5 separate regions of the Homo sapiens genome follow, and regions 1, 2, 3 and 4 are each linked to region 5. A link is a loop called in an ENCODE intact Hi-C map of the cell type or tissue named here. Cell type or tissue: B cell. All regions are shown on one strand. Links, peaks and the distances in the headings refer to the core of each region. The heading gives the core; the rest is flanking DNA.

Region 1 (5,814 bases), core at 1,088-5,087, 220 kb after region 5:
TGTCTGCTGTCATGTCTGGAGCATTTCCTTCCAGAATCTTCTGTGCATTTGCATCAACAGTGTGTGCACACGCTAAGCCTACTGTATCCCATGTAAGCTTTCTTTTCTCGTGAACAGAGTCTCATCGTATGTGGAGACTTCTGCAGTTGGCTCTGTGCTCCCAGCACGTTTTGACATGAGTCATTTGGTGACCTGCAACTTAGCAAAGGCACTGTAGCACATTTTAGCCAGTCCGCCATGGATGGCCATCGGGGTGCTTCCACTGTTTCGCTTTCACCAACAGCTAGGCACACGTGTGAACAGTTCCGTGTTGTAGCCACCAAGACGGGATGGCCTGGCCAGAGTGCGGGCACACTCCTGTCGTTTGAGTAGCCCCTGCCATGCGGCCCACGCTGGGGGCTGCCCTGGTGACCGTTCTCGACAGTGTAGGAGGCTCTTGGCCCCTCACACCATCACCACTGCCTCACATTCCCACCGCCGCATGCACTTCTCCTCCCCTCCCAGAGGGTGGAGGCCTCGTCTTCTCTCCGCGCCCCACCTCCCTATGCCCAGGGCAGTGCCCACCCCAGGAAACAGTCCTGAGGGGCGGCAGGTGCAGGCTTCTTGCTGTGTGCCAAGCTCTCCTCTAGGTGCTGCACTGCTGCAACTTCCCTCATCTTCACACAGCACCCTGGGTGGGCAAGCGTCATCCCCACTTCACAGATGCACAGGCTGAGGCCCAGAGAGGTCAAGGGGCTGGCCAATATCACACAGCAGTAAGGGGTGAGCAGATTGGCCTCAGGGCCTATGTGTTTACCTGCTGCCTCTTCCATATTGAACCCACCCTGGTCCCCAGCTTCAGCATCAATCAGCCCTTCCTGACTAGCACTTTTTTTTGCCTCCCCCAGACCAAGGCAAAGGGGCAGCCGACCAAGATTCACATCCCTCTCTCTGCTTCCCCCAAGCTGTGTGACCTCAGCTGATTACTTGCCCTCTCTGGGCTTCTGTCTCCTCACTGTAAGGCAGCTAGTGGCAGCCCACACCTGCCACACCAGGCATGCAGCAGGAGCCTGGAAAGAGCAGCAGCTCCCAGAGCAGCTCTAGGCGTGTCTGCTTGCGACCCGGTGACTGATGCTCACAGTGAGTTTATGATGCGCCAGCCGCTTTTTAATCACAGCAGAATGAAATTTGGCACATTCAGAACTGATTCATGTGACAGCATTGTCTCATGTCTCACCAGGCTCTCCCTGGCCTGGCCTCAGTGACGACGTGAACCTCAGTGGTGGCTTCCACTCGTGGGAGCCTCCAGAGTCATTCAGGCTTCCTCCTCCGTGTGTCACCTGGGCCCTGTGGTCAGGCCTGTGTGGCCAGGTCAGGGGAGGGGCATAGGGGCAGGTGGGCCTGCTCGCCCCCGTACCCAAAGCTGCAGGCCAGCAGGCAGCTCCCTGGCCCTGCAGCCCACACTCTGCTGCGGGACCACCTGGCCCACTGTCTGTGCGAGGCTCCTGCCGCATCCACCATGGCAGGTGCTCAGAGGTGCCTGGGGGCCAGCACGCAGTGCCCTCCCTGGGAAGCCCTCCCTGACCACCCTAGACAGACTGTCCTCTTCCTGGCTCTCAGGGCTGGGCAGAGCTTTTTCCGGACGTCTCTTTGTTGATTGGTTGTCAGTCCCTCTCACTGAGAGTGAGCGCCACCTCCCATGCAGCACTGCACATGTGCCGGGGACTCTTCCGGACTGTTGGCAGGTGTTACCAGTCTTGCCTCCCTTTTCAGAGGGAGAGGTCGGGGAATTGCCCAAGGTCACCCAGCTGGTTTGGCTGGGCTGGCTAGTGACCTCCGCGCTTGCTGCCCTGTCCACTGCAGAGCTCCAGCATGGGAGTCCTTCCAGGCACCTGCCGTGGTGAATGTTGAACTTAGAGCAGGGGCCAGGAGGAAGCCGCTAACTCCCTCTGTGTGTTTGCATTAGGGTTACAGATGTCAGGAATGGCTCCAGGGGAGGTGACAGTTCAGGTGCCTTGGAGGCTGAGTAGGAGTCCAGCTGGGAGATGGAAGGCAGGGCAGCCCACCAGGGGAACAGCGTGTGCAAAGCGGGCAAGTGCAGGGAACAGCAATGAGGGTGCAGGGGCTGGGGCAAGGAGAGGAGATGGGAGGGCTGTCCAGGGCAATGGCAGGGGATGCTGTAGAAAACAAAATCACCCAGTGTATTAGTCTGCTGGGAGTCCTATAATAATCTACTGGAGACTTGTGGGGGCTTAAACTACGGGAATATATTTCTCAGTTCTGGAGGCTGAAAGTCCAAGATCAAGGTCAGGTTGCTGGTGGATTGGGTTCCTGGCGAGTGCCTTTTTCCTGGTTCACAGACGGCTGCCTTCTCGCTGTGTCCTCACATGGCAGAGAGAGGGAAGTTTGATGCCTCTTTTTCTTCTTATGAGGACACTGATATCATCATGGGGACTCTACTCCCATGACCTCATCTCAGCGTAATCACCTCCCAAAGGCCCCACCCCCAAATACTGTCACATTGGGGGTTAGGGCTTCAGCATATGAATTCTAAAGGAACACAAACATTCAGTCCCTAACACTCAGCTCTCAATTAGAAGGAGTTTAGCCCAGGGGTCAGGTGCTTACCCGCAGTGGGAAGTTTGCAGGTACAGACTCTTGGAGGGCCTCCAGGAACAATCCCAGAATAGCCCTGCAGAACTGGCCTGGCCAGCGAGCTGCAGCCTCGGCCCCATCAGGAAGGTGGGGTCAGGAGGCTGTCAGTCTAAGGATGAGAAAGCCACCAGCAGCCCCTCACCACCCACGAGGCTGCCAAGGTAGCAGAGCAGTAGCCTCACCTCACTTAGGCATTACAGCTCTCTCTAATGAGAAGCAGGAAGGAGCCAAGCTAGTGGGGTGTGGTGAGCCCTGGGCACACTGGGGAGGTGGGCTGAGGATCAGAAAACGTAAGTCAGGACAGAACTCTCCTCCCAGACTCAGCTGTATGGTACCTGGGAAATGCAGTGTTTTGCTCTCCAGCCTCTGCAGGGCAGGAGCTGTGCTGGGGCAGTGGGCATGAGCACTCTCTGGCGCACTTTGCTGGGTGGCAGGGGCCCTGGCCGTTCCTCTTAGTTTCTCACCCACTTTCTGAACTCTCATCTTCATGCTCCTCCAACCACCCTGTTTTTTCTTATGGGGGTGACAGCTGGTGCGGTAATTCCCCCCAGGCATCGTCATTGTTTACTGCTGAGCTGGCTGTCTGTTTCCTGGGTAAGCTCTTTAAGACAGGGTTCATTTACTTCGGCCCTTTAATTGGTGTCCCGACTCACCCAGTGTAAATCTCCACACCCGTGACAGGAAGTGCAGAGCATAAATCTCAGGCGGCTGAGGCTGGGGAAGCTGGCTCTTGCAGATGCTCAGCAGCCTGGAAAGCCCCTGTGTCCCCAAGGTAGCAGGCAGGGCTTTTGTGTTCAAGAAGGCCAGAGTGAGATGTCAGGCTCAGGTGGTAAGGGGTGTGGTGGGTGTGCAGAATCAGGCCTGTGGAAGACAGAGTCAGGACAGTTTGGTTGAAACGAAGTCTCGCTCTGTTGCCAGGCTGGAGTGCAATGGCGCGATCTCGGCTCGCTGCAACCTCGGCCTCCCGGGTTCAAACGATTCTCCTGCCTCAGCCTCCCAAGTAGTTGGGATTACAGGCATGCACCACCACGCCTAGCTAATCTTTGTATTTTTAGTAGAGACGGGATTTCACCATGTTGGCTAAGGTGGTCTCGATCTCCTGACCTCGTGATCCTCCCGCCTTGGCCTCCCAAAGTGCTGGGATTTCAGGTGTGAGCCACCGCGCCCGGCCGGGTTTCTTTAACTACAAAATGTTTCAGGCCTACGGAAAATAAAAATGATAGCCTAATACTGCTATAACACCTCCTATATGCCCGGCACCATTCTAAGCACTTCATAAACAAAAACGAATTTAATCCAGCCGGGTACCGTGGCTCACGCCTGTAATCCCAGCACTTTGGGGGGCCAAGGCAGGCAGATTGCCTGAGGTCAGGAGTTCGAGACCAGCCTGGCCAACATGGGAAACCTTCTCTCTACTAAAAATACAAAAACTAGCCGGGTGTGGTGGTGCCCATCTGTAATCTCAGCTACTGGGGAGGCTGAGGCAGGAGAATCGCTTGAACCTGGGAGGTGGAGGTTACAGTGAGCCGAGATCACGCCACTGCACTCAAGCCTGAGCGACAGCTAGACTCCGTCTCAAAAAAAAAAAAAAAAAAGAATTTATCCCTTGTAACAGCCTGTATTAGGCCATTCTTGCACCGCTATAAAGAAATTCCTGAGACTGGGTAATTTATTTAAAAAAAAAAAAAGGTTTAATCAGCTCATGGTTCTGCAGGCTATACGGGAAGCATGGTGGCATCTGCTCAGCTTCTAGGGAGGCCTCAGGGAGCTTCCACTCATGGTGGAAGGTGAAGGAAGAGAAAGGGCAGGGGAGGAGAGGGGAGCAGGAGAGAGAGAGGAGGGTCACACACCTCTAAATGACCGGATCTTGCCAGAACTCACTATCAGGAAGACAGCATCAAGCATGAGGGATCCACCCGTATGACCCAAACACCACCCAGCAGGCCCCACCTCCAGCATTGGGGATGACATTTCAACATGAGATTTGGGTGGGGACAAATATCACAGCCTCTGGGGGCAGGTGCAGTTTCTTTAAGCAGTTTTGGACCCGGGGAGTGGCAGAGCTTGGATATGAGCTCAGGTTACCTGATCGAGGGCTCTGTCTATCCACACACTCACCACCCAGATTGGCTGGTATTTGTATTTCACCTTATTTCCTTCATCTCTCTTCTTTTAAGAAAGAAAAAGAAGAAGAAAAAAGAGTGGTGGGAGAATGGGAGGGAGGAGGGGGGCCTCGGCTGCTCATAGCTTCCCCACCCTCCCCCAGGTGGACCGTCCTTATGTCACAGCCTCCACCTTCACCATGCAGCATTGCGCATGCCAGTCCCTCGGTAATGCCTGTACACCACCCCGCGATTCCCCAGTGAGAGTCATTCTGCCCACGCTCTGGCCATCCCCTTCCATGTTGGTGGTTGGAGGCCACTGGAGCTGCCTCTGGGAGCTGTTTGGACGCATGCATCCATGGCCAGGCCCCAGGACGCATTGACCATGTGATGCCTGAACTTGTAGAGGCCACACTGTCTCTGACTGATGTCCTGTCCACTGTTTACCGCATTTGCCTTCAAGACGTTTCACTCGGGGGCCATGACCTGCAGGTCCCCCTACCCCATCTCCAGCAGAGGGGCTGTGTGATCCACAGGCTTCTGTTTTATTTGTGAGATTTACACACATTCTCTCAGATGATGCTTATCTGGTTGCGACTTACCCTTTTTGATTCACTGATGTGTTTTTAAGTTTTGTCCATGCTAAGCAGACCCAAATGGCAAACACACAGGAGCAATGAGGTTGCTGCTGGGTTTTCTACCCTGGAGCCACTCAGCTCAGGATTCCAAACTCAGAGGGATGAGTTTGTCCACCCAGGGCCTTGGCTGACTTGCCCACCAAGTCTAGCTCACAATGTAGGGGGGTGTTTCGTCAAAAGGAGAATCTTGGCAAGAGGAAACATGAGTGCTATGTGGCTAAAAAAAAAAATAGAATGTGCATGCCCATTGCCGCTGGTGGAGATACAAATGGGACGTGGTGTCTGGAAGGCAGTGCAGGCGCTTGCACTGAGAGCCCCAAAAATGGCCACATGTTTCCACCCATAATTCTGCTTCTTGAAATGTTCCTGAAGGAAATCCACTAGATAAAAATAAGAAAATGCCTCACCACACTGCTTTATGATCACAAAATGTTAGCAAT
Region 2 (5,814 bases), core at 830-4,829, 240 kb after region 5:
ACACCAGCATCGCCAAGGCTGGTTAAATCCCAGATGGCTGGGCCCCACCTCAGGGTTTCTGCTTGGGAGGTCTGGGTAGACCCGAGAATGTGCATTTTTCACAGGTTCCTCAGAGATGCCCTGGGAGGTGGGGGTCGGGGATTGACCACACCTTTCCAACTCCCTGGGGCCTTCAGGAACGACGGGGACCATGCCAGGCTCACCTCTGGGAAAGACAGTGTATACTGTGGACCAGACTACACATCGCAGCCTGGGGTCCACCCACAGGCAGAGATGGAGGTAGATTCTTGGGCTGGTTGACTTGTGGAGCATTGTTATTAAACTGCAGTAAACCAGAAGCAAGGTGGAGAGGAGGGGGGCTCTCGGTGCAATAGCGTTTGCCCAGGTGTGGCTCCAACAAATGGTCATGATCACCACCGAACAAAACCGCAGCCACAGCCACAAGCTTAGGAGCACTTGCTGGGCTCCTCTCTCAGCGTGTGGCCTGCAGCTGGTTCAGTCTGTGTCCATGGTCCATCGAAATGTATCCCTTGCCTGGGGAGGTAACAATTGAACTCAACTATTGATCTTCCCTGAATTCCCAGTGGAGGCCCAGAAGGGTCAGGTGCTCTCGGCAGGTCACACCGTGCTCAGTGGGAGAAGATCCCGGAGCTCGTGGCTGCTGGAGCCTGTCAGCCTGAGTTTGAGCCCTGCAGCCCTCTGTCCAGTAGTATGGCCAGGAACAGGCCATACTCCTGATTTATCTGTCCTCAGTTTCCACAACTGTATTATGAGGGGAATGGTGGAAGCAGTCTCACAGGCTGATCCACGAACAGTACTTAGTGCAGGGTCTGGCACCAGGTGGGGGGTGTCAGGAGGAGAGAGAGGTTGAGTGGACACAGATCTTCCTGACAAAAAGGAACAAAATTAAAGGGGCTCAGACATCACTCTGCATCTCGCCAGCCTCTGTGGTTTGTGTTTTGTATATGATTGGGGGAGGGAGTCTAGAGCAGGGATGGGACTTCCAGGTGGCTCCGGGAGAGGGGTGGAAGTGAAATCCTTCTTTTCAAGGTCAGCCCCTGCAAGCCTTGCCTTCGCCTTCCATCTGGAATGCCTGATCACTCATCTTCCTGTGTTAACTTTCTCATCCTTCAAGGCCTGATGCAGTCCCTGCCTCTTCCATGATCTCCCTGCCACAAGTGCCTTCCATCCTAGAACTCCCACAGCACCGGCTTCTCCACTGTGATACGAGGTGCCACCTGCTACCATCGGTGTATCAGTGAGGACCCTGATCGGATGTCACGGTTCTCTCTCTCTCTTCATCCCTCAGCCCTGTTTCTTCATTCTTGGGAAGGTTTGCTCTTACAGTATAACACGATAGGCACCAGGAACCCCAGGCTCACAGCCAGTTAGTTCAGTGGCCCCAGCCGGAAGAGGTCTCTTTTTCAGATCTGCAAAAGCGCCAGGGCTGACTCTCATTGGCCTGACTCAGGTTACAAGCCCATCTCTAAGCCAATCACTATGAAGAACAGAGGGATTTATGCTCTGATTGGCCAGGCTGGATCACGTGCACATCCCTGGACCTAGAGGGTGCTGAGAACGGACAGGGGGAGACCTAGCGGAGTCACGTGGACCAACAGTGGGGAGGAGGTTCAGGGATAAGAGGGGCTGGATGCCAGACAGTGGATCCAACTGTGTATGCCTCAGTCGTCATCAGTGCTCGGGCCTGATCCTGCCGCCAGGCTGTAGCTGCATGCGTCTTGTGTCCCCTTGTCCAGGGTTTGCCACACACCCCATGTGCTGGATGAAGGGGACACACGTAGGAATCACACTGAATAACCTCCTCCCTCGTGGCATCCCCTGAGCTTGGGGAGGAGGCAGCCCTGCCTCCCCAGTTCCTGCCCTGAGCCACAGGGACCAGTTACTTGGATGAAGCCCCTCGTCTGCGCATGGCAGGAGGTGGAGCCCAGCTCCTCCTGTGGAGGAAGCTTCCTAATGGTCTCCCCTGGGGCCCGGTGAGGACATAAACTCTGCATCACTGAAGGTGCTGGGGCTCAGATGGCACCGCCTGGGATGCTGGAGGAGCATGCATCCCTGCAGCAGGCAGGGCTGGGATGGAGGCCCCAGGTCTCCTTCCGTCCTTGAGCCCGATTAGTCTTGTCAGGTATGGGGCTGAGGCTCTGGCTGAGGGACGATGTCTCCTTTATAAGTGAGTTTGTTTATTTGCTCTTAATGCCTCTCTGTATCCTCTCGCCTCCCCAGCTGGAGTTGGTGAAACCACAGACTGTGCCCTGGGCAGGGGCAGGACCTGTGTGGAGCCACCGAGATGTGATTTAGTCACTTGTTACCTGGGTTAGGCTAAAATAATCCCAAGTACTGAGATGTTGCCAAGAAGACACAACACAGAGATAGGACCCTGAGGACTAGGAGCAGCTTGTGCCTGGGTGCTGGGGGCCTCTCTGAGCCAAGAGCTAAATAATGGGAGGAGCCGGCTACGGGAGGGGGAAGAGTGCTCGCGGCAGAGGGAACAGCAAGGGCAAAGGCCCCGGGACTCGAAGAAGTTCGGCCTTGGAGATGGAAAGTTGGCCAGCGTGCCTGGAGCAGAGTGAGGAGGGGCTGGCACTGGGACAGGAACCCTGCAAGGTGGGTGGGGCCAGAGAGCGCAGGGCCTGAATGTTGGTGGACTGTTTTACGCGAAGAGGCCACCATCAGAGGGGTTGATAGAGGAGACACCATTGAGATTGTTCTGGTGAGGGAACAGAAATAATTCGGGTTAGGGGCTAAAATTGACTTCTCCCATTATTTAGCTCTTGGCTTAAATGTCGCCGTCTCAGAGAGGCCCCCAGCACCCAGGCACGCGCTGCTCCTGGTCCTTAGGGTCCTGTCTCTGTGTTGTGTCTTCTTGGCAGCATCTCAGTTCCTGGGATTATTTTAGCCTAACCCAGATGGGGAGAGGACATGTGGCCAGGGAATGAGGCCTGGGCAGGCCTGGGAAGGAGCCAGGTCAACAGCGTTCTGGGACGTCCGTGGTCAGCCGGGGCGTGTTTTGCAGGTATCTCTTTGCAGGACTTTGCAGCAGCCGCGCGCTGCCCTCTGCTGGAACTTCTGAGCATTACACCTAGCGCCTTTGAGCTGTACTAACCCCAGAACTTACTTCCCTGAGCACTTTATGGAAACACCCCCGTGATACGGTGTCCTCAGAGCTGGCAGAAGCTCACAAGGTCTTCTTCTCCTGCCTGGTATGTCCCTGCTGGCTTGCTTAGCCCTAGGCACAGGCATCTCACTAGCCCCTTTTGATGCAGTCAGTTCTGACCCTGCACAGTGCAGGGCAATTGACCCCGCGCAGTGCAGGGTAGCTTGACCCCAGAAAGAGCTGTGCTTAGCTTCCTCCTGGCCTCGACCATGCACAGGCCCTTAGAACTGCCTGGGGGGCCTGGGGACACTGACCACCTCCCCCATGACTGCCCTGCTCCAGCGCCTCCAGGTCCTGCCCACCCCGACCCCACCCAAGCTGCCCTCCCAGACCAAAGAGGAGACCTGGGAGGAAGCCTGAACAGTCTAGGCTTCCACAGAGGATGTGGCTTTCCTAGGAAAACCCCTGAAGACTCCCCAAATGTGCCACACGTGTCCTCTGCCTGCCTGTGTCTTTGTTTTTTATGTTGGAGCTTCAGGCACCTCTCAGTTTCCCTGAATACAGAGGGAGGGCTGACAAGGGCCTGGTCATAGGAACAGCTGGGGTGAACAGACAGGTCAGCGGGGGCAAGGCTGAGGCACAGCCAAGTCGGGCTTCCTGGGAGCATTGTGGGCCCGTCCCACCTGGGCTTCTGGGTCCTTTCACACCCCAGCCCCTGCTCCTGCAGTAGTCACAAAGGAGGGCTGTGCTCAGGGAGGGCAGGGAGGCCAGGAGGCCAGGGGAAGAGATGGGAGAAAAGATGCATGGGTTTCAGTAGGCCCAAGCCCAAGTCAAAGGCCCAGCAACACTGTCCTGGGTCTCATTCCAGCATCTGTCCTGTAAACAAACTCCCTCATTCATTCGGCAAATATTTTTTGAGCATCTGCTATGTGCCAGGCACGGTCTATGGCTTGAGCCTGCTTCAGTGAATAAAACAGACTCCCCTGGCCTCCTGGAGTCTGTATGCCAATGAGGAAGGAGGACAGCAACCAGCAGCCTGGCAGAGAGACCGATGCTGCTGCCCTCGGAGAGTGGTGACGGGGTCAAGGCATGCACCTGAGTGAGCGATGGCGTAGGGAGTGCAGGACAGAGGTGGGCAGGAGCCCTCCCTGAGAGAGTGTCCACTGAGTCAAGACCGGAGTGACGAGAAGTCTTTACAAACCTCTCTGGGAGAAGGCCGTAGAAACCGAGCACAGAATGGGTCATCAGGGCAGAGGAGTGTGGGCGGTGAGGAGGAGGCCAGGCCAGCCAAATCCAAATTAATCTTCCTCCTGGCTGGTCAGGCAGCTCCGTGCAGTCTTCCAGTGCTGTCCCCGCGGCTGGGGTTCAAATTCCGCACAGGGCTTTTGGTCAAGGGAACTGTGGATACCCGGGTTCCATTCTCAGCCTGTCTGTGCCTGAGTGTCCCCGGCTGAGGTCCTTCTGAGCTCAAGGATCGAAGTCTAAAATCTCTACGGAGCTCATACGAGTCACAGGGTGCCAGGTCCCCTTAGTGTGCCTCCTCAGGCCCAGCAGAGCACCTGGCACATGGCAGAAGCCCAGCAAAGTCCCTTTAAATCAACACCAGGCTGTGGGGAGGGAGAAGGGGCTCTCGGGATGTGGTGGGCTGTAGAGTCTCTCAGCCCAGCGTGGGGCCTACCTCTACCAGGACCTGCCCCTGCACCAGGCCTGTCACCAATCACCCCACAGACTCCATGAGCATGTCCTGTGGGGGACTTGCAGCCAGTGGGTGGCACACATGGACACAGAGAGGTGCAACACGGGATGGGGGTGTGCCTGAGTGCTGGGACTCACTGGGGAGCAGCACCTTGAGCTCAGATTGCAATCATTCATTCATACATCCACTCACTCATTCAGTCACTCATTTCACATTTTATTAAATACCGGTGGTATTCCAGGCACTAGAGTATAGTGAATAAAACAGACAAAAATCCTTACCTTCATGAAGCTAGCGTGCTAACAGTAGGGAAACAAACCAAAATATAGAATATAGAAATTTAAAATATACAGTAGTTTGTTTTTGTTGTTTTATTTTTTTTGAGACAGAGTCTTGCTCCGTCACCCAGGCTGGAGCGCAGTGGCGCGATCTTGGCTCACTGCAAGCTCCGCCTCCCAGGTTCACGCCATTCTCCTGCCTCAGCCTCCCGAGTAGCTGGGACTACAGGTGCACGCCACCACACCCCGCTAATATTTTTTGTATTTTTTAGTGGAGACGGGGTTTCACCGTGTTAGCCAGGATGGTCTGGATCTCCTGACCTCGTGATCCACCCGCCTTGGCCTCCCAAAGTGCTGGGATTACAGGCGTGAGCCACCGTGCCCGGCCTAAAATATACAGTGTTTTTAAAAGTGTACAATTCAATGCTTTCTAGTAAATTCACTGAGTTGCACAACCATCCCCACAATAGGTTTTAAAACATTTTCATCACTCCAGGCAGAAACTCCATACCCATTCGCAGCCGTCCACATACTCCCTAGGCCTCCTCCCATTCCCTGGCAGCCACTCATCTGCTTTCTACCTCTATGGATTTGCCTGTTCTGGACATTTCACACCATTCGAATCATAGAAGATGTGTCCTTTTGTGTCTGGCTTCTTTAACTTAGCATCATGTTTCCAAGGTTTATCCATGTTGCCACATATATCGGTACTTCATTTCTTTAAAAAC
Region 3 (5,814 bases), core at 869-4,868, 82 kb before region 5:
CCTTTCTTACATTGCCTTGAACCTGGTTATTTGGGCACCTCGGGAACCTCCTCCCCTGCCAACACTGGCTAGCACTGAAGCCCAAGCACTGCTCTGTTGCTTCTTCCTGAGGGCTCCGTGTCTGAGCACCTTTCTGCTGGGTTGAAGTTGCCTCCTCATTGATTCTTTCCCTGTCATGGAGTCCCAGGGTATTCTGGGTGCTCCAGCAAGGGGGCGCTGTCTTGGAGAAAGTGAGTGGCTCAGATTGGTTTCCCAGGGGTGGAGCCTGAGGCAGGATTCTGCTGCCCTAGTTTACAGAGAAAGTGCTCTGTTGGGCAGCTGGATAGGGAAGGGAGGCTGCCTGCAGGTTGTCCTGCCTTCAGGCGAAGAGACCAAGCTTTGAGCTTTTGTACCCACTGTCAGGCAGCCATTGGTTCCCCTGGGGAAGGGGATGTTGTGCGACCTCCCGGGCCTCTGGCGGAGACACTCTGTTTTGAATTACGACCTGCAGCTCCCCTGGCTGAGGTGGGGAGGGGATGTGGACCTGCCTGGTGAACAACATCCAGACACAGCATGCACAGTGACTGCCATACCAAGCTGTTCACAGACTTCTCCTTTCCTGCCCCTGACAGTCTCTCCTGGGCACCTTGGAGCCATCTAACACGTGTGCCAGGCCTGGTCCTGCACCAGGGTACACCCTCTCTTATGTGGTCTGGGGCACTTCTCAGTCACAGGTGTAAGGATTCTCAAACAGGTAGATGGGAGTCCTTTCAGGGCCAGGGAGGGCACTGGTCCCTATGCCGTGGAGCTTGGCCTTGGGGCATGCTGTACCCCAGGCAGTTCAGATGACCCCTGGGGAGTCCCTCTTTGCTGAGGGGTGACTGTGGGAGGCCAGAGGCCAGCACTACCCTTGCGTGTGGATGTCCTGGGTCCCTCTCCCTGCCCCAGCAGGGGAAGCTGCAGCAAATCCCCTCACAGGCCTTCGTGGGTGAAGTTGGGCACTAAGGGTGAGGGATGCACGCTGAGCCAAGTCAGAGTGTCATCTGGCCTAGCTGGCTTCTGCTGGGCTCAGGGACCCTGAGCCTCTGGGACGGGCACGTCAGCAGGTCACATGCTGGAAACTTGCACAGGTGAGGCAACAGGGCCTGTAAGAAGTTGCCCCATAGTCAAAATAAAAAATTCACAAAGTGGAAACAACCCAAAAGAGGGAGTTGAATTCGACGGGAGGCCCCCAGTTTGCTCTTCTGTACCTCCTTCACTTGGCCTTCCCTGAGCCCACACCTGTACTTCTGCTCTTTTCGTTGAGAGTGTTTTCCCCTGTACCACTCAATTTGTGTGCATGCTGCATCCCCACACACCTAGGCCAAATCTCTGTCTCCTTCCTTATGCCTGGCCTTAGAGTCACAGGCTTTGGTCGATTGCGTTATCATCTGGGCCTATTTGATGGCATTTCTGGCAGTTAGAAAGTGGGGTGGAGAAACCAGAGCTCCCGCAGGGCCTGGGAGAGGGCACACGGTGAAGACCCGTCCTGCCTGAGCACCAGGGGACAAGCACTGATGGACGACACATATTTCACCGAGGAGGGCTGGAGAGTCACTGAATAAGAGGTGACAAATGTCTGTGACTCTTTTTATTTTTTGAGATGGAGTCTCGCTGTGTTGCCAGGCTGGAGTGCAGTGGCACGATCTCGGCACACTGCAACCTCCACCTCCCAGGTTCAAGCTATTCTCCTGCCTCAGCCTCTCAAGTAGCTGGGACTACAGGCACATACCCAGCTAATTTTTGTATTTTTAGTAGAGACAGGGTTTCACCATGTTGGCCAGGATGGTCTAGATCTCTTGACCTTGTGATCTACCCGCCTCAGCCTCCCAAAGTGCTGGGATTACAGGCATGAGCCACCACACCCACCTGTCTGTGACTCTTACTATGAGCCAGGCACTACTTGAGGTCCTGGGATGTGACAGTGAAGCAGCAGGAGATGCCCTGCTCTCAGGGACTCACAGTTGATTGCCGGAGTTAAACGGTTAATTAAGATGAGATCTGTGGATGCATGTGAGGCAGGAGTAAGTCCTGAAGGAAACAGAACTGCAAGGCATGGAATGTGTTTTGGGGAGGGCGCTCAGCATAAGCCTCCTGGGAGTCGAACTAGGAGTGGAGTGGGGTTGAGTTGGAGGGGACAGCAAGTGCAAAGGGCCGGAGGAGAGATAGAGCTTGTCAGAAGTGCGCAAAGGCAGCACGTTTGGCCAGGGCAGCAGGGCTGGGAGGGAGGGTGGAGAGGTTGGCAGGGCGGGGCCATGTGGGACCTTGTGGGCTGTGGTTAGGAGACAGGAAGGAGAATGCCAGGTCAGATGTGGGCAGGGTTAGACTGGGCCTGGTTTTTGGGCCTCGTTCTCCCTGGCCCCTGAGGGCTGTCTGTAGCTGTGGCCCCTGCAGGGCTGGACCGGGCCTTGCTCAACTCCCTTCACCAGGCCCGCAGCAGGGAAGTGCCAGGAAGTGTCTGTGGACCTGGGTTGACTTGGGCCTTGGGTGATTTTCTTCCTGCTTCCTTTGTGGGTCCCCCACTCTGCCTGAGCTCTGTCAGCCCCACGAGGTGGCTTCCGCTCTGTAGACACTGCCTTTGGGCACCGTTAGGGGCTGGACCCCGCGGGTGGATGGGAGGTGGCGTGTGTCATCCACCACCCTCACCCATCCTTGTTCTTTGTGCAACTCTCACTTCTCTTTTCTTTTCACTGTTGCTTTCTGGCCTGACCCAGGTCCCTGAGTTCCCCTATGGCCTGCCTGCCTCCTGTTCCTGTGTTGTGAAGAGTGGGGAGCACCCCCTCAAAAGCAGTGCCTGCCAGACGCCAGCACATTCTGTGTGCCAGTGGGGCCTCATGCGACAGTGGGAATGAGAAAAATTCACTCTTTCAAAACTCACTGTCAGTCCTTTAATTTTCCTCAAAATAAAAGTTTTCTTCTGGTGTCTGTATGTGGTTTACATATTTTTTTATTTTAAATTGTGGTAAAATATATATAACATATAATCGACCTCCTTAACCATTTTTAGGTGTAGAGTTCTGTGGCATGAAGTACGTTCACAATTGTTGTGCAGCCACCTCCACCATCCACCTTCAGAACTCTTTCATCTTCCCAAATGGACACTCTGTACCCATTAAATAGCAACTCCCTATTTTCTCCTGCTCGGGCCTTGGCCAACACCATCTTTTCATTGTACTCTTTGATGTTTGCCTGTCTCCCAAGAGAACAGGCAGACGCCTAGAGTCTTTGCAGGTAGCAGCTTCCCCCCAGGACTTACTGACACTGCTTTGAGTCATCTGGATGGATGACAAATGCTGTGATATTCTTATTTACACTAGTGTGTAAGGTTTCCTTTTTTGTTTGTTTGTTTTTTTTTTTGAGACAGAGTCTTGCTCTGTCGCCCAGGCTGGAGTGCAGTGGTGCGATCTTGGCTCACTGCAAGCTCCGCCTCCCGGGTTCATGCCATTCTCCTGCCTCAGCCTCCCATGTACCTGGGACTACAGGCGCCTGCCACCACGCCCGGCTAACTTTTTTTTGTATTTTTAGTAGAGATGGGGTTTCACCATGTTAGCCAGGATGGTCTCGATCTCCTGACCTCGTGATCCGCCCGTCTCGGCCTCCCAAAGTGCTGGGATTACAGGTGTGAGCCACCGCGCCCGGCCTCAAGCAATTCTTCTGCCTCATCCTCCTGAGTAGCTGGGGCTACCGGCATGTGCCAACACGCCTGGCTAATTTTAGTATTTTTAGTAGAGACGGGGTTTCACCATATTGGCCAGGCTAGTCTCGAACTCCTGACCTCGTGATCTGCCTGCCTCGGCCTCCCAAAGTGCTGGGATTACAGGCGTGAGCTACTGTGCCTGGCTTTTTTTCTTTTTTTGAGACAGAGTCTTGCTCTGTTGATCAGGTTGGAGTGCAGTGGCCTGATCTCGGCTCACTGCAAGCTCCGCCTCCTGGGTTCACGCCATTCTCCTGCCTCAGCCTCCTAAGTAGCTGGGACTACAGGTGCCCGCCACCATGCCCAGCTAATTTTTTGTATTTTTAGTAGAGACGGGGTTTCACCATGTTAGCCAGGATGGTCTTGCTCTCCTGACCTCATGATCCACCTGCCTCAGCCTCCCTTTTTTTTTTTTAATTGAGATGGAGTCTTGCTGTATTGCCTGGGCTGGAGTACAGTGGCAAGATCTTGGCTCACAGCAACCTCTGCTGCCCAGGTTCAAGCGATTCTCCTGCCTCAGCCTCCTGAGTAGCTGAGATTACAGGCATCCACCACCATGCCCGGCTAATTTTTGTGTTTTTAGTAGAAACGGGATTTCGCCATGTTGGCCAGGCTGGTCTCGAACTCCCGACCTCAGGTGATCAGCCCTCCTCTGCCTCCCAAAGTGCTGGGATTACAGGTGTGAGCCACCACACCTGGCCAAGGTTTCCTTTTAAAGTAATTTTTTAGTAAAGAAGAATCCATTTAATACAATAATAAGAAAAGGGCCGAGCATGGTGGCTCATGCCTATAATCCCAGCACTTTGGGAGGTTGAGGCAGGAGGATCGCTTAAGCTCAGGAGTTTAAGACCAGCCTGGGCAACATAGCGAAACCCTGTCTCTACTAAAAAAAAAAAAAAAAGAAAAGGAAAATAAAGCTGGGTGTGGCACAGGCACCTGTGGTCCCAGCTACTCCTGAGGCTGAGGCAGGAGGATTGCTTAAACCCAGAAGGTCAAGGCTGCAGTGATCCATGATTGTACCACTCTACTCCAGCCTGGGCAACAGAGTGAGAGCCTGTCTATTAAAAAAACTAGGCCGGGTGCAGTGGCTGGCCAGATGCAGTGGCTCATGCCTGTAATCCCAGCACTTTGGGAGGCCGAGGAGGGCGGATCACCTGAGGTCAGGAGTTCGAGCCCAGCCTGGCCAATATGGTGAAACCCCATCTCTACTAAAAATACAAAAAAAATAGCTGGGCGTGGTGCTGGGCGCTTATAATGCCAGCTACCTGGGAGGCTGAGGCAGGAGAATTGCTTGAACCCGGGAGGCGGAGGTGGCAGTGAGCTGAGATTGCATCACTGCACTCCAGCCTGGGTGATAAGAGTGAAACTGTCTCAAATAAATAAATAAGTAAATAAACGAATACAAGTCATACCTGTATGTGACTGGGCTAGGGCAGGTGTCCAACCAAGAGGAGCCTGATGGTGGGGAGGGGCCGTCGGCAGGTGCAGGTGTCTAGGCAACTGCCCTTCCTGGCCACAGCCTGCAGGTCCAGAGGCAGGGGCTTCCAGTGTTGCAGAGGAGATGTGGGGGTGGTGACAGGGGGGATGGACAGAGGGAGCCAAAATGAAAGAACCAATTTTTCTGTTAATCCCTTTGCATACTATGCCCCCACTTAATCCTAAAAATGAACAATAAACAAAACTCCTTTGGTAAGAATGACTGCACTGTACAAATGAGGAGCCTGGGTCCAAGAGCCTCACAGCTGGTTAGTGGCAGAGCTGTGTCCAAAACCAGCCTCAGATCCAGAACCACACTCACTCTCAGATGCCTGGGGAAATGCGCCACCCTTCTCAGATGATTGTTGGTTTACCCAGTTTCCTTCAGCTGGATTTTAAAACTTCAGTAGTACTTTTATTTTTCTGAGACAGATTCTTGCTCTATCACCCAGGCTGCAGTGCAGTGGCACAATTATAGCTCACTATAACCTCAAACTCCTGGGCTCAAGTGATCCTCCCTCCTCAGCCTTTAGAGTAGTTGGGACTATAGATGTGAGCCACCACGCCCAGCTAATTTTTAAAATTTTTATTTATTATTATTATTTTTTAGAGACTCACTATTGCAC
Region 4 (5,814 bases), core at 907-4,906, 120 kb before region 5:
CTCCGCCTCCTGGGTTCATGCAAGTCTCCTGCCTCAGCCTCCGAGGTAGCTGGGATTACAGGTGCCCGCCACCACACCCAGCTAGTTTTTGTATTTTTAGTAGAGACGGGCTTTCACCATGTTGGTGAGGCTGGTCTCAAACTCTTGTCCCCAAGTGATCCACTTGCCTCAGCCTCCCAAAGTGCTGGGATTACAGGCATGAGCTACTGCACCCGGTCAAGATTTTAAAAAGCTACATACCACGCTTGCAATTTACCCACAAAGAAATTCCTTGAGGACAAAGAACAGGCAATACTCAAAGTCATCCCTCTGCTCATGTGAGACAAATGCATATCTGATTGCTTCCTCTGCCCTATTGGTTCACTAAGCCAGACTAAGGCACGTGACTATTCCTGTAAATTGTGCATTCAGTGAAAGGCTAATCAGAAACTCAAAAGAATGTTTCAAGTTGTCCCACCTTTCTGGGCCAAACCAATGTACATGTTACATGTTTTGATTGATGTCTCGTGTCTCCCTAAACTGTATGAAACCAAGCTGTACCCTGACTACCTTAGACACATGTCGTCAGGACCTCCTGAGGCTGTGTCGCAGGCATGTCCTTAACCTTGGCAAAATAAACTTTCTAAATTGGTTGAGACCTGTCACAGATACATTTTGGTTTATGGTACCCATTACAAACCTAGGCTTTGGGAGGCCCTGCATGCTCTACTCTCACGGGAAATAGAGTGTCATCCACTGCCCTAGGATCAAGCCCAGGCTAGCCTGCTGGAGGGAGGGAGACACGGCACCACCCCAAACATCAGCTAACCAACTGGCAGAGGTGTGTGAGGCTGTGCTAGACCTGCCAGTCCAGCTGAGCTTCTGGATGACTGCAGTGGGGAGCCCAGCCAGGGTCAGCCAAACCTGGCCCAGGGCAGAACCGCTCAGCGGACCGGTAGAGTCCTAAACAATACTAAGTCACTGTTTTCTTAAAGCAACAAAGTTTGGTGCCTTGTTATGCAACAGTTGCTAAATGATACATCAGTGTCCAGCTCCTGCTCAAGGTTTTTTTTTCCACATCCCATGGACAGACTCTCCTGAACTGAGACAAAGCAGGCAAAGCTCTCACCTAACTCCAGGAAGACATCAGAGCAACCCCTTACCTGGTGTGTGGGACACAGGTGGAATGACTCTCTCAGAATCTAATCTTTTTTTTTTTTTTTTTTTTTTTTTTGAGACGGAGTCTTGCTCTATCACCCAGGCTGGAGTGCAGTGGCGCAATCTTGGCTCACTGCAAGCTCCACCTCCCAGATTCAAGCCATTCTGCTGCCTCAGCCTCCTGAGTAGCTGGGACTACAGGCACCCGCCACCATGCCCAGCTAATTTTTTTTGAATTTTTAGTAGAAACGGGGTTTCACTATGTTAGCCGGGATGGTCTCGATCTCCTGACCTCGTGATCCGCCCTCCTTGGCCTCCCAAAATGCTGGGATTACAGGTGTGGGCCACCACACCCAGCCTGAATCTAATCTTAAATACTGCTCTTCATGGGACACCTTTAGTCCAATCCTCCTGTGGGCCTGTAGACCCTCCAACCCCCATCACCCCCCAACCTCCCCTTCCTCCTTAGGAGGCAGGTAGAAATTAACCAAGGTGACTAAAGTCCATGCAGTTCATGTGTGCCCCTTTCCAGAAGATGAATGAAAGTGAGGAAGGAGAAAAGGCTGACACATTCCCCTCAGAAGCCTCTGCTTTCCATTTTTGAGACTCTCCACACGGGGATCTGGGAATCTTTACTTTTTTCTTTTTTTTTTTTTTTGAGATGGAGTCTCTCTCTGTCACCCAGGCTGGAGTGCAGTGGCACGATCTCAGCTCACTGCAAGCTCCGCCTCCCAGGTTCACGCCATTCTCCTGCCTCAACCTCCCGACTAGCTGGGACTACAGGCGCCCACCATCATGCCCAGCTAATTTTTTGTATTTTTAGTAGAGACGGGGTTTCACCGTGTTAGCCAGGATGGTCTCGATCTCCTGACCTCGTGATCTGCCCGCCTCAGCTTCCCAAAGTGCTGGGATTACAGGTGTGAGCCACCGCGCCCGGCCTTTTTTTTTTTTTTTTGAGACAGAGTCTCACTCTGTCGCCCAGGCTGGAGTGCAGTGGCGCGATCTCGGCTCACTGCAACCTCTGCCACCAAGATTCAAGAGATTCTCCTGCCTCAGCCTCCCAAGTAGCTGGGATTACAGGTGACTGCCACCGCACCCAGCTAATTTTTGCGGTTTGAGACAGGGTTTCACCATGTTGGCCAGGCTGGTCTTGAACTCCTGACCTAGAGATCCACCCACCCCAGCCTCCCAAAGTTCTGGGATTACAGGCGTTAGCCACCGTGCCCAGCCAGAATCTTTACTTTCAGTATGCTCCCCAGGTGGATCCAAGCTGCAGTCAAGTCTGGGCACTGTGGTAGAAGGCCAGGGGGAGTTGTGAAAAGTTCAAGCAGGTGAGGCGCCTGGCCTATTCTCTGGAATTTCTAAGCAAGCCCATAATTAGATAAACTAGCCCAGTGCAGTGCAGGGAGTGTCTAGTGGGAAGGGAGAGAAACAAAGTGTGACTGTTTCAAGGCTAAGACTGGAGAAAGGGAGAAAAAAGGTTTTAAAATGCATTTTGAAGCTAAGCTGATCAGTTATGAGATCATGTTGTAGGGTGACCCCTACCCCTGCCCCCAGTGGCCCTGAGCTCACTCTCATAACAGAGTTTCTCCCATACCCACTCCCATCCTCCCAGGTGGAGTTAGGACCTTGCCCCATCCATCCCCCAGGGACTAGACATGCCCTGTGGTCATCACCACCCCACACACTGTCTCCTCCTCTGGCCTGTGGGGTCTATGAAGGCTCCCAGCAGTCAGCCCAGGGCCCAGAACAGGTAGCGCTGGGATCAGGAGCACAAACCCCTGAAGGTGAATAAGTCTCTTATTCACCTTCCCATCCTGCAAACCTTGGGCAAGTGTAGCTCAGGTATTTTGCATTTGTGTTTTCTCATCTAAACAATGGGAATAGTAATAGTACCCACTTAAGGAGGTGTTGGGAGGATTCAATGATAGCCACACACAGGATGAGCTCAATAAATTGGGACAGAATGGACGTGTCCATGTCCAAATGTGTTTAGTTGATTATTAAATTTTCAAATCCAAAAGAATTATATTTTAGTGAAGGTAAAATACGCTGGTCTTAAGTATGTATGTATGGGCTCAATCTCCAAATCAAGATATAGAACCTTTCCTTCGCTGCAGAAATTGTCTCTTTTTAATGAATTTCCCTCCCCACTAGAGGCCACCACTGCTCTTATTTCTAATGTGATCGGCTAGTTTCGCCTGTTACTGAACTTAAAATAATGGAATCTTAGAGTCCACATTCTCTTTGCGTCTGGCATTTTTCCTTCAACAGTGGCCGGCGATGGTGGTGTGAACCTGTAATCCCAGTGCTTTGGGAGGCCGAGGCTCCTGGGACCATCGCTTGAGCCCAGAAGTCTGAGGCTGCAGTGAGCTATAATCTCACCACTGCATACTCCAGCCTGGGCGACAGAGCAAGACCGCCTCTGAAAAACAAAACAGCTATTATGCCTATGGGATTTGTTCATGCCTTCAAGTTTATTAGTAACTACTGAAACTCCATAATCCTTCTTATTGCTGACTAACTAGTATTCATTTTATGAATATACCACAACTTATGCATTCTCCTGTTTTTGTTTTTTTGTTGTTGTTGTTGTTGTTTGAGACAGCATCTTGCTCTGTTGCCCAGGCTGGAGTGCAGTGGTGCAATCTCGGTTCACTGCAACCTCCGCCAGCCGGGTTCAAGCAATTCTCCTGCCTCAGCCTCCCAAGTAGCTGGGACTACAGGCGTATGCCACCACGCCCGACTAATTTTTGTATCTTTAGCAGAGACGGGGTTTCAACATGTTGGCCACTCTGGTCTTGAACTCCTGACCTAGTGATCCGCCCGCCTCGGGCTCCCAAAGTGCTGGGATTACAGGCGTGAGCCACGGCGCCCGGCCGCATTCTCCTGTTGACGGAGATTTGGGTACTTCCAGTTAGGCTATTGTGAACCTGCCCTACTGATGCAGGGCAGGTTCTTGGCTTCCCCAGGAAGACCTGAAGAGCCAGCCGGAGGTAGAAGAAAACAGCTTTGCTGAGGCGGCGCGGCACTATTACAGCTCCAATGACGACTGCTCTGGCACGGCAAGACTACCCCCACAGGAACTGTGCAGAGGGTAGCAGCGTAGGGGCAGTTTCGTAGGCGTATTTAGGTCCACTTTAAAAGACATGCTAATTAAGAGGCGGGTCATTCAGAATTAGCTAGAAAGTGGGCGGGAACTTCCGGTGTTGCCGCGGCAAGGGGCAGTAACTTCCGGGTGTTGCCACGGCAATGGTAAACTGTCATGGAGGTGGTGGGCGTGTCTTATGGAGAGGGGCTTTAAGCGCCTCTCCTCAGTTTCCGCCAGTCTTCGATCTGATCTGGAGTCTGGTCCCGGCTGCCTCCTGCCTTACAGTGAATATTTATTTGTGCTCAGTATTTTTTGGTAACGTATCATTTTACGTGGGTGAGTAGCTAGAGTTGCTTAAGTCATAGAATTTGTTTAACTTTATAAGAAACTGCCCAACCAATCTCCAAAGCAGTTGTACAGTTTCAAACTCACGCCTGCGGGCTGGGCTCAGTGGCTCACGCCTGTAATCCCAGCACTTTGGGAAGCCGAGGTGGGAGGATCACTTGAGGTCAGGACTCACTTGAGATCAAACTCACGCCTGCCGTGTATGGGAGTTCCAGTTGTTCCACAACCTTGGCAGCATTTGATGCCACACTTCATTTGAGATGGTGCTGATAGGTAGGAAATGGTGTCTCATGGTGGTATTACTTTGCATTTATTTGATGACTAATGACTGTGAGTTTCATGTACTTAATGGCCATTCGTAGATCTTTTATGAAGTGTCTGTTCTTTTTTAACCCTTTTTTTTGTTTTCTTTTGTTTTTTTTGAGACAGGGTCTTGCTCTGTCACCCAGGCTGGAGTACAGTGGCCTGATCATGGCTCACTGCAGGCCCAACCTCCCTGGCTCAAGCATTCCTCCCACTTCAGCCTCCCAAGTAGCTGGGACCACAGGCCCATACCTCGACTGCCCGGCTAATTATTTTAATTTAAATTTTTTAAATTTAAAAAGAATTTTTTTTTTTTGAGACAGAATTTTGCTCTTATTGCTCAGCTGGAGTGCAATGGCACGATCTCGGCTCACTGCAACCTCCATGTCCCGGGTTCAAGCAATTCCCCTGCCTCAGCCTCCCAAGAAGCTGGGATAACCATATGCCACCGCGCCCAGCTAATTGTGTATTTTTTTAGTAGAGACAGGGTTTCACCATGTTAGCCAGGCTGGTCTCGAACTCCTGACCTCAAGTGATCCACCTGCCTCAGCCTCACAAAGTGCTGGGATTACAGGCGTGAGCTACCTCGCCCAACCGATTTTTTTTATTTTTTGTAGAGACAGGGTCTCCCCATGTTGCCTAGGCTGGTCTTGAACTCCTGGGCTCAAGCAGTCCTCCTGCTTCCACCTCCCAAAGTGTTAGGATTTCAGGCATAAGCCACTGTGCCCTGCGTTTTTCCATTTTAGCCATCTTAATTGCTATGTAGTAGTAGCACATAGTGAGTTTAATTTTCTTTTCTTTTCTTTTCTTTTTTTTTTTTTGTGAGACAGACATTCATTCTTGTTGCCCAGGCTGGAGTGCAGTGACGCAGTCTTGGCTCATAGCAACCTCTGCCTCCTGAGTTCAAGTGATTCTCCTGCTTCAGCCTCCCAAGTAGC
Region 5 (5,814 bases), core at 995-4,994:
CTGAGTGGCTGATAATTTAATCGTTTGTGTTTATTTAACACACATAGAGCACCCAACAGAGGCTGGGGCGCCCTTGCACGTTTTTCAGTATTGCTGCCTCCAGTCCTCAGGTGAAGCCTGCGGGGCAGGGGCTGCAGGGGCTGCCACCTGCTGATGCCCCTGAGGCGGGGAGGGTCAAGGTCACAGGGTAAGTTGGGGGTGGCCTCAAGAGGCCTGGGGACTGTGCCCTGTCTGCATTTGGAAAACAGCCTCAGAGAGGGAGGCGCCTTGTTCAGAGCCAGGGGTCAGGACTGCGTCTAGTGGTTCTCCTGCCTGGGGTGCAGCCCTGTGTCTGTATCCAGCCTGTCCCTGCTACTTATAGGATGGGCTGTGGGCGAGTTCCTGCCCCTCTGGGCCCCTCTGCAAGGTGGAGAGTTGGCAAGTTGGCTCTGAAGAGCATTTTTGTCTTCAAGGGCCTCGTTCTGCTCCTCTGGGCCTCAGTAACCCCTGGGTGCTCCTAAGCTGTAAAGAAAAACAAAAAGTGTTCCTTATATGTCCCAAGAAAAGAAACAGTTTCTAGTCCCCGCCTCAAGAAGAAATAAACTATGTCTAACCCAAGCACCTCCCTGATCAGGGGCAAAGAAGCAAACTTTTCAAGAAAGAAACACCCACAAAAAAACCCCCACCGATCTGCCAACCCCTCACCCCTGCCTGCACATGCACACACACACGACACACATGCACACACAGACACACATACATAGAGACACATACATACAACACAGAGGTACACATGCACATCCCCACACTCACCAAATGCATGTTCTTTGTTAAAAGGAAGTAAGTCCTGGAGCCTATCATGGAATTAAAGGCAGGGTTTTGCAGCTTCCAAATTCTGTAACCTCAGTTGGGTCACTTGGCAGCTCTGTGCCTCTGTTTCCCTATCTGACAGCAGGTAGAGTTTGAGTAAATCAGAAACTAGAGAATCTGGATCCAGCCTACAAACGTGTTTTATTTGGCTCACTCAGGCCTTTGAGACAGCTTGTTGTCATGTAAAGATAGGAAGATTCCAGGTAAAAATCTAAGATGCAGCATGTCCTAAAGATATGGTGTCTGCCACAGCAAAATCAGCAGGCAATGAGAAGCAACCTTGACTCCATTAGAGCTGCACTCTCCAGTTTGCCACAGGCCCCGCCACTCCCTGTTTTCTCCCTGACAGTGATATCAAGTATCAGTTGCCATTTACCATGGTGCTCATGCTGTTGCTTTTCTTATAGTTAACAGGAAAGTGGGAAATATCTTACAACTCCCCCTCCATCTAAAGAGAGAAAATAGGAATGCATGGTTTAAAAAAAAATAGAAGGAATCCTATTTATGAATGTATTTACCAGGCAGTAAGTGTGTCCGAGTCAGACTCAGTGAGGTGGCTTCCGTGTGGATGCCGGAAGGGGGCATCCGAGTCAGCCTCGTCTCACCTGACGCCAAAACCCCACCCAGCTCCCAAAGGCTGTTTCTCACCGTTTGGGAAGTGTTGTTCCTCCTGTCACCTCATATGGAGCCCACAACTCTCAAGACAGGCATGGAGAGGACGTTAGTTGTGGACCATGTTACACACAAGGAAATCTAGGCTTACGTGGACAGAGCACAGAGGAGCTGGGAGGGGTGGAATCAGGCCATCTTCCTCTCAGAGAATCACTCGTCAGATCCGATGATATTGGCCATGGCCCAGGGCTCAGGCCCGAGGGGTGTCCACCTGGTCTGATCAGAGGCCAGTGGAGAGCTCAGGGCACAGCTTTACCTGCCAGCGAGTGGTTGCCCCTGAGCCAGGCTGGGAGGCCGAGGAGGCAGCAGCCCTGAGGGGCCTGAGAGAGGGGACTTACACAGGTGGTGGACACATCTGAAGTCTTGCAGAGAAGGGGCCTGGAGTTCCCAGGTAAGTGCTGTTGCCATGGGCTCGGGGAGCCACCAGGGCCTTGGAGCACTTGGGCGTCCCAGGATCAGATCTGAGCCGACCTCATGAGGCTGATCATTTGCCGGACTGAGCTCCTCACCAGGCCCCTGTGTGTGTCTATGTGGATCCTGCAAGAACATGGCCAGAGCCAGCCAGAGGAGCCTGGGAGGTGGAACGGGGGTTGTTCTGAGATGGTGGCAGTGAGGAGCAGGATGTCTCTGTGAGAGAAGGGAGCAGTTCGGTGGCACCTTGCCCAGGCTCAGTCCTGGCACAGTTATCCTGAGCAAACCCTGGTGCTGGAGTTGTGTGTGCTGCCCTCCGCGCTCACATCCTGGCAGGTAAAGTTCTTCCTCACTGGGCACGGAGGGAGAGGCCTGTGTTTCCAGGCTCCTTGAAGGAGCTCCCATTAGACTACACAAACATGAGCCTGCCTGTCTTTTCTCATCATATCTTTGGCCATGTGTGTGTGTGTGTGTGAGATAGGGTCTTGCTCTGTTGCTCAGACTGGAGTGCAAGCCTCAGCCTCCCAAGTAGCTGGGACTACAGTTGCACACTCCATGCCTGGCTAATTTTTAAAATTATTTTGTAGAGACTGAGGGTTTGCTGTGTTGCCTTGGCTGAGCTACTCTACCCGGCCACACCTTTGGCCTCTTAAAGGTCAGCCCTTCACATCATGTCATCAGTGACCTGACAGACGAGAAAGCCGCTTTTCTCCTCTCTGGCCCCTCCTCGGCTCTTGCTGCTAGGAGAGAAGCAGACATCTGGCCTGAATGTGACTCCAGTGCCCCATCGGAAGTGAAACTTGCCCTCTCTTGCAGGTGTTTGAGAAGCTGCAGCTGCTCAACCCTGAAATAGAAGCAGAACAAATATTAATGTCGCCCAACTCATATATAAAGCTGCAGACAAACAGGTACGTGACTCAGCTCTTGTTTCCAGCAAAGTTGTGCGGCTGTGCTTGCATCCGACACCTCATGTGTCAACACTGTCAGGAGCCATGGGTACTTTCAGGGAGGTTTTCTCCTGCTGTGCTTGGAATGGGTGAGGCCTCTGCCTGCTCCTTCTCTTCTCTGTGGTGCTCCTCTGCTTCTTGAAATCACTTCTCACTGTGGGTCTCTTTTTCCTCCTTGTAGCCTAGAAACATTTTTATGCGAGGTACTAAAATTCAGTCTTTAAAAGGGAAAAAAACACCAGCTTAGAAATGTTGTGTTTCAAGACTTGCCACTCAGAGTGTAGCCCATGAGCCAGAAGCATCAGCATCACCGGGAAGAGAAGATGCAGCTCTCAAGCCCCACCCCAGACCTGCCCAGGGAGAAGCTGCACCCTAGGGAGATCCCCAGGCGAGGGGGCCGCACAGTAACGCTTGGGAAAAGCTGTTTAAAGCTCTTCTGCAAACCTAATTCCTACCTTTGATTCCAAGGGGATGCCTTTCGTAACAGTGGCTTGCATTTGAATGGCAGTTGCCAAGCGGGAGACTCCACGGGCCACAGGACACTTACATGTTGCATGAAACACATACATGTTTTCATTCAGCCAAAAGTAACAAAGTGCCAGGCTCCATGCTGGGCTCCAGGAACACAGATATGGGTGACATAGGGTGCCCCGGAGGAGGGTAGCAGGAGAAGGCTATTAAAAAGCAAGGTGTAGTATTCAAACCAGAGCCCAAAGAAGGGTGCTGTCCATGGGGATTTAGGGGAGGCATGTCCCAGATGGAGATGCTCGGGCTGCAGTTCTTGAAGGATGAATAAGAGTTCCCCAGGTTAAGAGGAAGGGGTTGGTGGGGGAAGAATGTTTAGGCAGAGGCAATAACATTTGCTCCTAGTCATCTATAGGGCTGTGGAAGAGACAGAGATGATGGAAACTAGCCGTGGGAGCTGGAGGCCTTTGCTTCCTGGGTTTCTTTATTATATTAATAAATATGTAAAAGGGTAACAGATACGGCATAATTTGCTTCCTACCCAGTACATAGTATCAGTAGTTTGCTAACAGTTTTCTTAGCGGGTAGTCTGTTTTTATCCTGTTGACAGTCCTTAGAAATAGGACAAGACAGGATCATTACACACCTTTTACCAAGTAAGAAGTCAACGCCGAGAGAAGAGGGGACATAATGTGCACACAGCTGGTGGCAGGACATGTTGGGACCGGCTTTGGATTCTGTCGGACTCAAAGCCCCATCCTCCACTATGCCAGGATGCCTTGCTTCAGTAAATTGAGAACAATTTGCTGCAGAAATGATATTTTACAGTAGATGTCCCATGGAGCTGATGAAAGAAACTGCCCTCATAGTCTCTCCCTCCCTGCTGGCTGACCCACGGCAGGCACTGCTCTGGGAAGAGTGAGACGCCACACTTTGCTCGGAACCATTGGATTTCTGAATTACTTTTCCGTGGGTGACTGATGAAGCCTCAGACAACTGACGGCACGTGGTCCTGAGGTCCGTGGGGCCAAGATTGGGCCTTTTTTCCTCCCAGGAGCATGAGGAGCCACAGACTCTTAGATCTCCTGGCATTGTATCCAGGCCCACTCCCACTGCTGCCATCTACAAAAACAGCTCTGTTTTGTTTTCCAAAGGGATGGTGCAGCCTCTCTGAGCTACCGCGTCCTGGATGGACCCGAAAAGGTTCCAGTTGTGCATGTTGATGAGAAAGGCTTTCTAGCATCAGGGTCTATGATCGGGACATCCACCATCGAAGTGATTGCACAAGAGCCCTTTGGGGCCAACCAAACCATCATTGTTGCTGTAAAGGTAGGGTTGCATTCTCCTCCTTTTTGGAGTAATGAAAGCAATAGCACTGAGGTAATATGCCTCTCAGGTGTAAAAGTGAATACGTTCACCTTCCAGCTAAGAAACTGTAGACAGGCATTTAGAGTAACTCAGGGGCAAAGGTCCTAGGTAGATAAAAAGCTACAGCATCTTCTGGTCATCAGAGCCGAAGATCCTTGGGAAATCATTGATTCCAAGAACTTCATTTCATAGATGAGGCCCAGCAAGGTCCATGATTGGCGTAAGGTTACAGAGCTGGGACTGGCACCACAGCTTCCTGACTGGAGTGCGGGTGCTCCACCCACTGTGCCTGGCCACTGATGTTATCACCACCCATGGTGGAGCTCCTGTTCTGGGCCAGCCCAGTGTCTGGAACATGGTCTGTTCTTAAGAGCATTGAATGTTGTGCTCAGTACCTGCCATACAAGTCGTGACATCCAGTACGTGACATCCACTGTGGTTTTGAGAATGAGGTGGCCCATTTTCCAGACAAGGAGACTGAGGCTCAGAGTGAGAGTGACTTGCTTAAGCTTGCATGGGGGTTGAGTGATGGGGTCTGTCTGGTTTGGGCCGTGTCCTTCTGCCATATCATGGCACTGCCCTCTGCCGTTCTGTGTTCCTTACGGATGGGACCTTCTCCATCAGCATCCCTGGGTCAGGTCCTGGGGTTTTGCTGAATGGAATTTTCTTTCCATGTCTCATCATCACCACTTGCTGAACCCTGGATGACAGAAGACACACACTCACTTAAATCTTTAGACTCTGCCTGGGTCACAGACCTCTTTCATTAATTCACATCATTTTGTTTCAAAATGGGTGCCTGGCAGCAAATCCCCCGCTCTAGTTTTTGGTGAGTGAAAGTGACTGACTGCTCATCCTATTTCAACAAATATGTACTGAGCACTAGCTGTATACCAGACACTGCACCACTGAACTTTGTTAAAGAAATTCAGACCTTTGGAGCACTAGCTTTTGAGCGAGGATAGATTTTCACCTGGACTCAGAGAAACAAGGGCTGCTGTTTATGGAGCTCGGGTTCTTGGGCTCCAGAAATCCCCATTTCCCTCCTTCCCCTGGTGGCCTGCAGGGCATGCTGTGGCCTGCTTAGCGCTGCCCCTGCGAT

What was found. Hi-C counts contacts between places; a loop is a spot of excess contacts. Peaks named below come from ENCODE experiments on the same cell type or tissue, not always from the same donor. Only the 100,000 strongest peaks of a DNase experiment are listed, where the experiment ranks them.
Region 1: a loop joins it to region 5, with 18 times the contacts of the local background. A loop is called at or near these places in 2 of 110 quality-filtered maps.
Region 2: a loop joins it to region 5, with 12 times the contacts of the local background. A loop is called at or near these places in 9 of 110 quality-filtered maps.
Region 3: it touches region 5 in a loop (8-fold over the local background); 9 of 110 quality-filtered maps call a loop at or near these places.
Region 4: it touches region 5 in a loop (16-fold over the local background); 18 of 110 quality-filtered maps call a loop at or near these places.

Annotation. Positions count from the first base shown.
Region 1 is chr3:13,108,300-13,114,113 of GRCh38, reverse strand. It overlaps a transcript of IQSEC1 not described here. Among named protein-coding and RNA genes, the nearest start is that of IQSEC1, 38 kb to the right of the region's middle. RefSeq lists an enhancer at 3,142-3,481. In B cell, for the core only: no CTCF peak of the experiment used is centred there; a DNase peak (open chromatin) is centred at 3,273; H3K4me3 peaks cover 1,162 bases; H3K27ac peaks cover 3,735 bases.
Region 2 is chr3:13,089,594-13,095,407 of GRCh38, reverse strand. It overlaps a transcript of IQSEC1 not described here. Among named protein-coding and RNA genes, the nearest start is that of IQSEC1, 19 kb to the right of the region's middle. In B cell, for the core only: CTCF peaks have their summits at 2,860 and 3,078 (motif pointing left); DNase peaks (open chromatin) are centred at 2,211 and 3,077; H3K27me3 peaks cover 333 bases.
Region 3 is chr3:13,411,031-13,416,844 of GRCh38, reverse strand. All of the region lies in intron 1 of NUP210 (nucleoporin 210), which reads left to right. Among named protein-coding and RNA genes, the nearest start is that of NUP210, 6.4 kb to the left of the region's middle. RefSeq lists enhancers at 101-170, 231-380, 2,781-2,830. In B cell, for the core only: CTCF peaks have their summits at 2,405 and 2,608; DNase peaks (open chromatin) are centred at 1,094, 1,351, 2,634, 3,164 and 1 weaker place; H3K4me3 peaks cover 974 bases; H3K27ac peaks cover 3,443 bases.
Region 4 is chr3:13,450,437-13,456,250 of GRCh38, reverse strand. No RefSeq gene overlaps it. Among named protein-coding and RNA genes, the nearest start is that of HDAC11-AS1, 27 kb to the left of the region's middle. RefSeq lists an enhancer at 4,059-4,640. In B cell, for the core only: CTCF peaks have their summits at 3,082 and 3,284 (motif pointing right); DNase peaks (open chromatin) are centred at 3,400 and 4,340; H3K4me3 peaks cover 1,648 bases; H3K27ac peaks cover 1,185 bases.
Region 5 is chr3:13,329,319-13,335,132 of GRCh38, reverse strand. It overlaps NUP210 (nucleoporin 210), which reads left to right. Exons shown (of 40, transcript NM_024923.4): 29 at 2,749-2,840; 30 at 4,499-4,673. Among named protein-coding and RNA genes, the nearest start is that of NUP210, 88 kb to the left of the region's middle. RefSeq lists enhancers at 2,310-2,359, 2,680-3,039 and a silencer at 4,207-4,374. In B cell, for the core only: no CTCF peak of the experiment used is centred there; DNase peaks (open chromatin) are centred at 2,062 and 2,742; H3K27ac peaks cover 1,587 bases.